Linked DNA regions of Mus musculus: region 1 is linked to region 2. Evidence: chromatin contacts called from ENCODE Hi-C or POLR2A ChIA-PET data. All regions are on one chromosome and are shown on one strand. Each heading gives the region's core, a stretch centred on a gene start or an enhancer-like site at or near the end of the contact. The rest is flanking DNA. Distances are from core to core; before and after follow the strand shown.

Region 1 (2,932 bases), core at 106-2,605, 300 kb before region 2:
TAGACACAGCATTGAGTGAGGATCAGAACACATTCCTAAGGCCTCACTCAATCATAACTAGAGGAAAAGCCCATGTTGACAAAATAAACTTCTTCTGGTGGTCTGTGGCCAGTGTATGAGTCTTGAACCCTGCTCCCTTTGTACATAAACGAAGATGCTCAGTAGGCAGGAAATAATGGGGGATGCTACAGAACCCAAACTCAAGAATTGAGAGGGGGATTGGAGTGGATGTAGGTAATGGAACCAGGAGAGGGTCGTCCATGATCGAAACCCCATCTCCCAAGCGGACTTGGTTCCTTGCCTACTTTTCGGTCTTCATACTCCATTTGGTCTGGAGGCACACTATAGGTCACACACCCAAATCAATTCACGTTTGCAGGAATCTGGCTCCTGAACTGAGACAAGAGCCATTCTAGAAGCTTCCAAGTAGTCGAGGATATTGAGCAAAAAACCAAAAGGCTGCTCAGCTCTCTGGGAAAGCCAACTAAGAGAGTTCAGGCAGTGGCAAGGTATTCAGGAATGAAAGACATTGATTTTCAGCAGTCCCTGTAAAGACTTCAGTTGCCACTGGGGACGTCTAGATTCTTGGACATCTCTGTGGAGTCCTGAGAAACAGGGGCTTCTGCAAAAGCGCTTGCTGCGTGTCCAACTGTTTTCCAGTTTACAAATTTTCAACATAAATTAGTTGCAACTTGCTTCCCATCATCCCACTAAGACAATGCTGTTCTCCATTTGTTCTCACTGCCATCTAACACTGCTCCTCCTCTGCACACAGTCCCACAGCGGTGCTCTCTCCTACAGTCTCCGTCGGAGGAGGGGGGAGAGGACTGGTAGGTGTGGAGCAAGAAAAGAGCATCAAGAACCGCATCCTCTAAACTGTACTTTTGAGATTGCTGATTGGAACACGTTGTCTTCAAACAGCACGGAGCTAGGCCCTGGGACTGCTTGGTTTGTCGAAGCTATTCACTAAAAAGAGATCGACTGAGACCCTCCCTCCCCCAACAGGGAACAACTCATATTCTCTCTCTCTCTCTCTCTCTCTCTCTCTCTCTCTCTCTCTCTCTCTCTCTCTCACACACACACACACACACACACACACACACACACTCTCTCTCTCCTTGTACGCCTCTCTCTCTCTCTCTCTCTCTCTCTCTCTCTCTCTCTCTCTCTCTCTCTCTCTCTCTCTCTCTTTAAGCAATGCTTTGTTGTGCTAAAACTAGTTGGACGAGTTAGGGTGTTGCTCTGCTCCCGAAGCCCTGGCCAATGGAACCCGATCCACCCCGCTGTGCGTAAGCGCGCAATTAAGGATTTAACCAAGGCTGTGCTGCGCCTCAGCCAGCAGTCAGCCTGCGGGAGACAGAGCCTCCACGACTCCCAGCCTCCTCCTCCTCCTCCTCCCCGCCGCCGCCGCCGCCTCCTCCTCTTCCTCCTCCTCCCTCGCTCCCACAGCCATGTCTGCTTAGACCAGAGCAGCTCCACAGCCAATTCAGGCAGCAGCGGCCGCCGCAGTAGAAGAACAGCCACCGCCCGGGAGCTATGACAGGAGTGTTTGACAGAAGAGTCCCAAGCATCCGATCCGGCGACTTCCAAGCTCCGTTCCCGACGTCCGCCGCCATGCACCACCCGTCTCAGGAATCGCCAACTTTGCCCGAGTCCTCGGCCACCGATTCTGACTACTACAGTCCCGCGGGGGCCGCCCCGCACGGCTACTGCTCTCCTACCTCTGCTTCTTATGGCAAAGCGCTCAACCCCTACCAGTACCAGTACCACGGCGTGAACGGCTCCGCAGCCGGCTACCCGGCCAAGGCTTATGCCGACTACGGCTACGCCAGCCCCTACCACCAGTACGGCGGCGCCTACAACCGCGTCCCGAGTGCCACCAGCCAGCCAGGTAGGCGCGCGGGGGCGGGAGGCAGGTACCCAGGGCATCCGTAACCCCGCGGGCGCCAAGTTGGGTGGTAGATGAGGGCCACGCTGTCCGCACCCATAGAAGGGTGCTTCGCAGAAGCGAGTGGGGGCCTGGGACTGCAAACAGGACAGCACCTCACACCGGCATGGGGGGGGGGGCAGTGGAGGACTTTTGAAGAGGTTTAATCGGGTGTTTTGCCTCTGGCGCTGCTCGAGGATCCCTCCTTAGCTGGATTCCTAGCTGGCCTAGCCAGAAAGCCAGCTTGGCTGCAAAGAGGCTAAGGGATTTGGGGGGCGGGGGGTGGGTGAAATCAAGCAGCCCTAGTGGTGTTTGCGTAATAAAAGGAAAGTTAGTTGGAATTCTGGGTGAGCGTGCTGAGTTGGTGAGATCTAGTCTGGATTAGCCAGCGAAGCGCCCCGAGGCCTCTCATGGAGGGTGCGGGCAGCACACCGGGTGACCTGGGGGCCGGAGGGCTGCAGCCTGACAGAAAAGCGAACAGGGAACTTTGCGGTTTATCCAAGGTATTTCCAAATACAAAAAGTCATTTAAAATAGCGGAGGATTGCCGAGAGTTCACTCTGTTAGAGGGACCCCCCCCCACACACACACACACACTCCATCGAGTGCTCTCTCCGTAAGTGCCTAGAATTTGTCTGCCTTCCTTCTTCCCCACAGACTCCCCTTTCCGTCCACTGTGAAACTTCCTTAGAGCGTTACAGTGGGGTAGAGAGCTTGGGCGGTAAATGAGAGGCGTGAAGTCTCAGTGGAGAAATTTTACTAGTCGATTTTGATCTCCCCTCACCGACACATTAATAAGGCTGCTAATATTAGCATCCCCTACTCCAGTAGAGCGGAGACCGCAGCCCTCCCTCCTTCTCCACCCTTCCTCTGGCAGCAGCTTCATACACCGACTCTTCCACTCCTTTCAGGACTGAAGGGGGAAAAGGGGCCATGTGGCCTAGGGGCACATTAGCAAAACACGGATTCACAGGACCCCAGCGGGGTACATTTATGACAGTGAGAA
Region 2 (2,811 bases), core at 118-2,617:
AGGCCTGCCCACTATGGGCTAGCCATTCCCTAGGCAAGGGATCCTGGACTGTGTAAGCTTAGAGACAGCGATGCACCCAAATAGCAAGCACACATTTATTCTCTGCTCTTGACTGTGGATGTGAGAGCGGCTTCAAGTTTCTTCCTTGACATTCCTGCAGTGATGGAGTACAACTTAGAATTATAAGCCAAATGAGCTTTTCTCCCCTGAGCTGCTTTTTTGCCGGGGTATTTTATCATAGCAATGGAAATGGAATTAGGAAAGAGTGTTTGTATAAAATAAAGTATTTTTTACAAAATATGTTCCACTTTCTACTTTCTGATATATCTTTTTAAAAAAACATACAATATTCATATTTATATCCATAAATTGTTCAAACATTTTTCCCATGTTTTTTTAAAAATTCTCTGGCACGGGGTAGTGAGCCATTGGGGATATATTTCTAGCCCTCTGTTTACTTTTAATTTAGGGACACAGTTTCACTAAGTTGTCCAGCCTGATTTTACACTCATTGTATCCAAGGATGCCTTCTGCCCCAACTTCCTCAGTAGTAGGGCTTATAGACCTTCTTCAATTTTTATATATCAAATAGAGTTATTCTTGCACCTGTAACTATGTGTGTTATATGTATAGCCTTAAGTGTGGTGCTGAAAATAAATAAATTATACTAAAGAGAAATTAAGTACCTCATATAAGAGCCCTTTAGATGCAATAGAACACAGATTTATTAGCCTGGCAAATACGTGTTACTGTGTGGTTAGACACTAACTTTTCTCCTATCTTTCATTGTCTTGTTCTTTTCCATGGGTCACAATTAAAACAAAGAAAGCAAAACCAAATCATATCTTTTGAACAACAGTACAACGTTACATCATTTTTTTTTTTTTTTACTTGTTTATTTTTTACATCAACCTGTCAACTAGTTAGAACAGAAACCCTACGGAACACAATTGTAAGGTCAAGGAGCACAGCACAAAGGAAAGGTTGGAGGACAGTCAGAATTGTCTAGCATATGAGTGCCTCTGGCTGCCTTTGGTCCCGGGTTCCCTGTGATGTGGAGATATTTAACAGCATGCTCAAGGCTAGGTTTGAGTAGTGGAATAATGTAATAAGCTCTTAACTTATGTTACTTTATCTTTCCAGATTTCTGTTAGTGATTGTAAGCTAAATAATGGCCTTTAGTAATTTAATACACTGTAAATCTTTCACACGTAGGCAACTATATGAATAATAAAACGAACGAACACACTATAAAACAAAACAGTTCACTGTTTCAAGACGGGAGGACCTACTACAACCGCAGGACGCTCTGGGAGGACCTTCGCTGTCCCAGCATTCCTCGCGCTGCCCCGCAGCTCTTTCCCTCTCGTCTCTATGGTTGCGCCGGCGTTGTCAGGATCGGCGCCTCCGGAGTACTGAGGCTTCCGACTTTGCGGCCGGTCCGAGCAGCTTGGGTCTTGGCGCGGCGCGATGTCCGAAAAGAAGCAGCCGGTCGACTTGGGTCTCTTGGAAGAGGACGACGAGTTCGAGGAGTTTCCCGCGGAAGGTAACCGCCAGGCCGCGCGCTGGGCCTGGGGCCTCCGGTGGGGCGGCGCCGGGCCTGCTCTCTGCGGGAATGAGCTGGGCCCAGCAGCGCGGATCCGGGCGCGGCCTCCGGGGGCCCCGGCCTCGGCCTCCGCGTCCCGGTAGCCGTCGCTTCATGGCGCGGCCCAGTGTTTTGCGCCTCGTCGCTGGGAGGAACCAGGTGAAGCTGGGCCCACGGTGCTGCGAGCTTGTGGCCCTTTAACTTCAACCCGGGACTCTCCGCATCTGCACAGTCTCTTGTTTTGCTTCGGTTTCCAAGCCTCCCCTTGGTAGTAAACTTCAGAGTCCCACTGTTGCCCAGGGCAGCCAGTGCTGTGTACCTCTCGGATAGCGCGAATGAGCCCCGAGAAGTGGGATGATAGAGTCGTTCGTGTGTGTTGTATTCATTACAGATTTTGCCTCAATTTCTGCTTCTCTCCATTTACGGTCACGTGAATTAACCCAAGCTTTATAAAAGTCTTAACCATCTGCCTTCGAAACTAACTTCAATGCTAGGGATGCTTTAGTTTTCTCATTGTAGGTAATAACATAGCTAATGTTGGAAGAGCCTGCTATGATCTTGGGAACGTGAGTGCTTCGCTTCTATTGGCACAATCCATTTCCACAAATATAGGAAGTAGGTATTAATGTACTTACTATTATTCACGTAAGGAAACAGAAGTTTGGAACAATGGAGAAACAGGCCCAGTGTCAACACTGTCCGGAAATGGTGAAACTGAGACGCCTTAATTTACACCAAAGTCCTTAACTTCAGCAGTTATCTTCTGTTTGCTAGGCCTCTTTTTGCCATATTAGTTTTTCAAATTGATTACTTTATTGGCTAATTGTTTTGAGTAGATTTCCCAAATATTTTACCTTGTTTCTAAAAAGTGAGTTAGACTGTGTCTCCATGAAGACCATAGGAAGAGAATTGTGGTTAGTCATGTGCACATACGTGGCATCAAGCAATTATCACTTGACAAAAATTGTACTTAGTTACCCCACCATGATCTCAATGCGCATAAAATCACATCACAGGAACGTTTAGTCTAAGTATAATGTAGTGTTTTAGTTTTAGTGAAAGAGAACATTAGTGTGTATATTATGCAACCTCATAAACCAATTCAGAAGATATATTTCCTCTGAGTTAGGAGTCTATAATATATGATGGGATAGTTTACCTTTTGTTTTGGTAATAAATTTATTTGTTCAGTCTGATGTTTTGTTTTCAGGTTCATTAATAATCCT

What was found. Hi-C counts contacts between places; a loop is a spot of excess contacts on that map. ChIA-PET counts read pairs that join two places held with the same protein, here RNA polymerase II (POLR2A).
Region 1: a loop to region 2 is called in a map of left cerebral cortex, with 2.1 times the contacts of the local background. The contact joins the promoter of Dlx5 here to the promoter of Sem1 in region 2. A Hi-C loop is called at or near these places in 3 of 37 maps with a recorded cell type or tissue (Patski, left cerebral cortex and regulatory T cell). POLR2A ChIA-PET finds 5 or more read pairs at or near these places in 1 of 5 experiments (Patski).

Annotation. Positions count from the first base shown.
Region 1 is chr6:6,880,491-6,883,422 of GRCm38, reverse strand. Dlx5 (distal-less homeobox 5) reads left to right here and starts at 1,355. Exons shown (of 3, transcript NM_010056.3): 1 at 1,355-1,891. The coding sequence starts at 1,537.
Region 2 is chr6:6,577,214-6,580,024 of GRCm38, reverse strand. Sem1 (SEM1, 26S proteasome complex subunit) reads left to right here and starts at 1,367. Exons shown (of 3, transcript NM_009169.2): 1 at 1,367-1,546. The coding sequence starts at 1,471.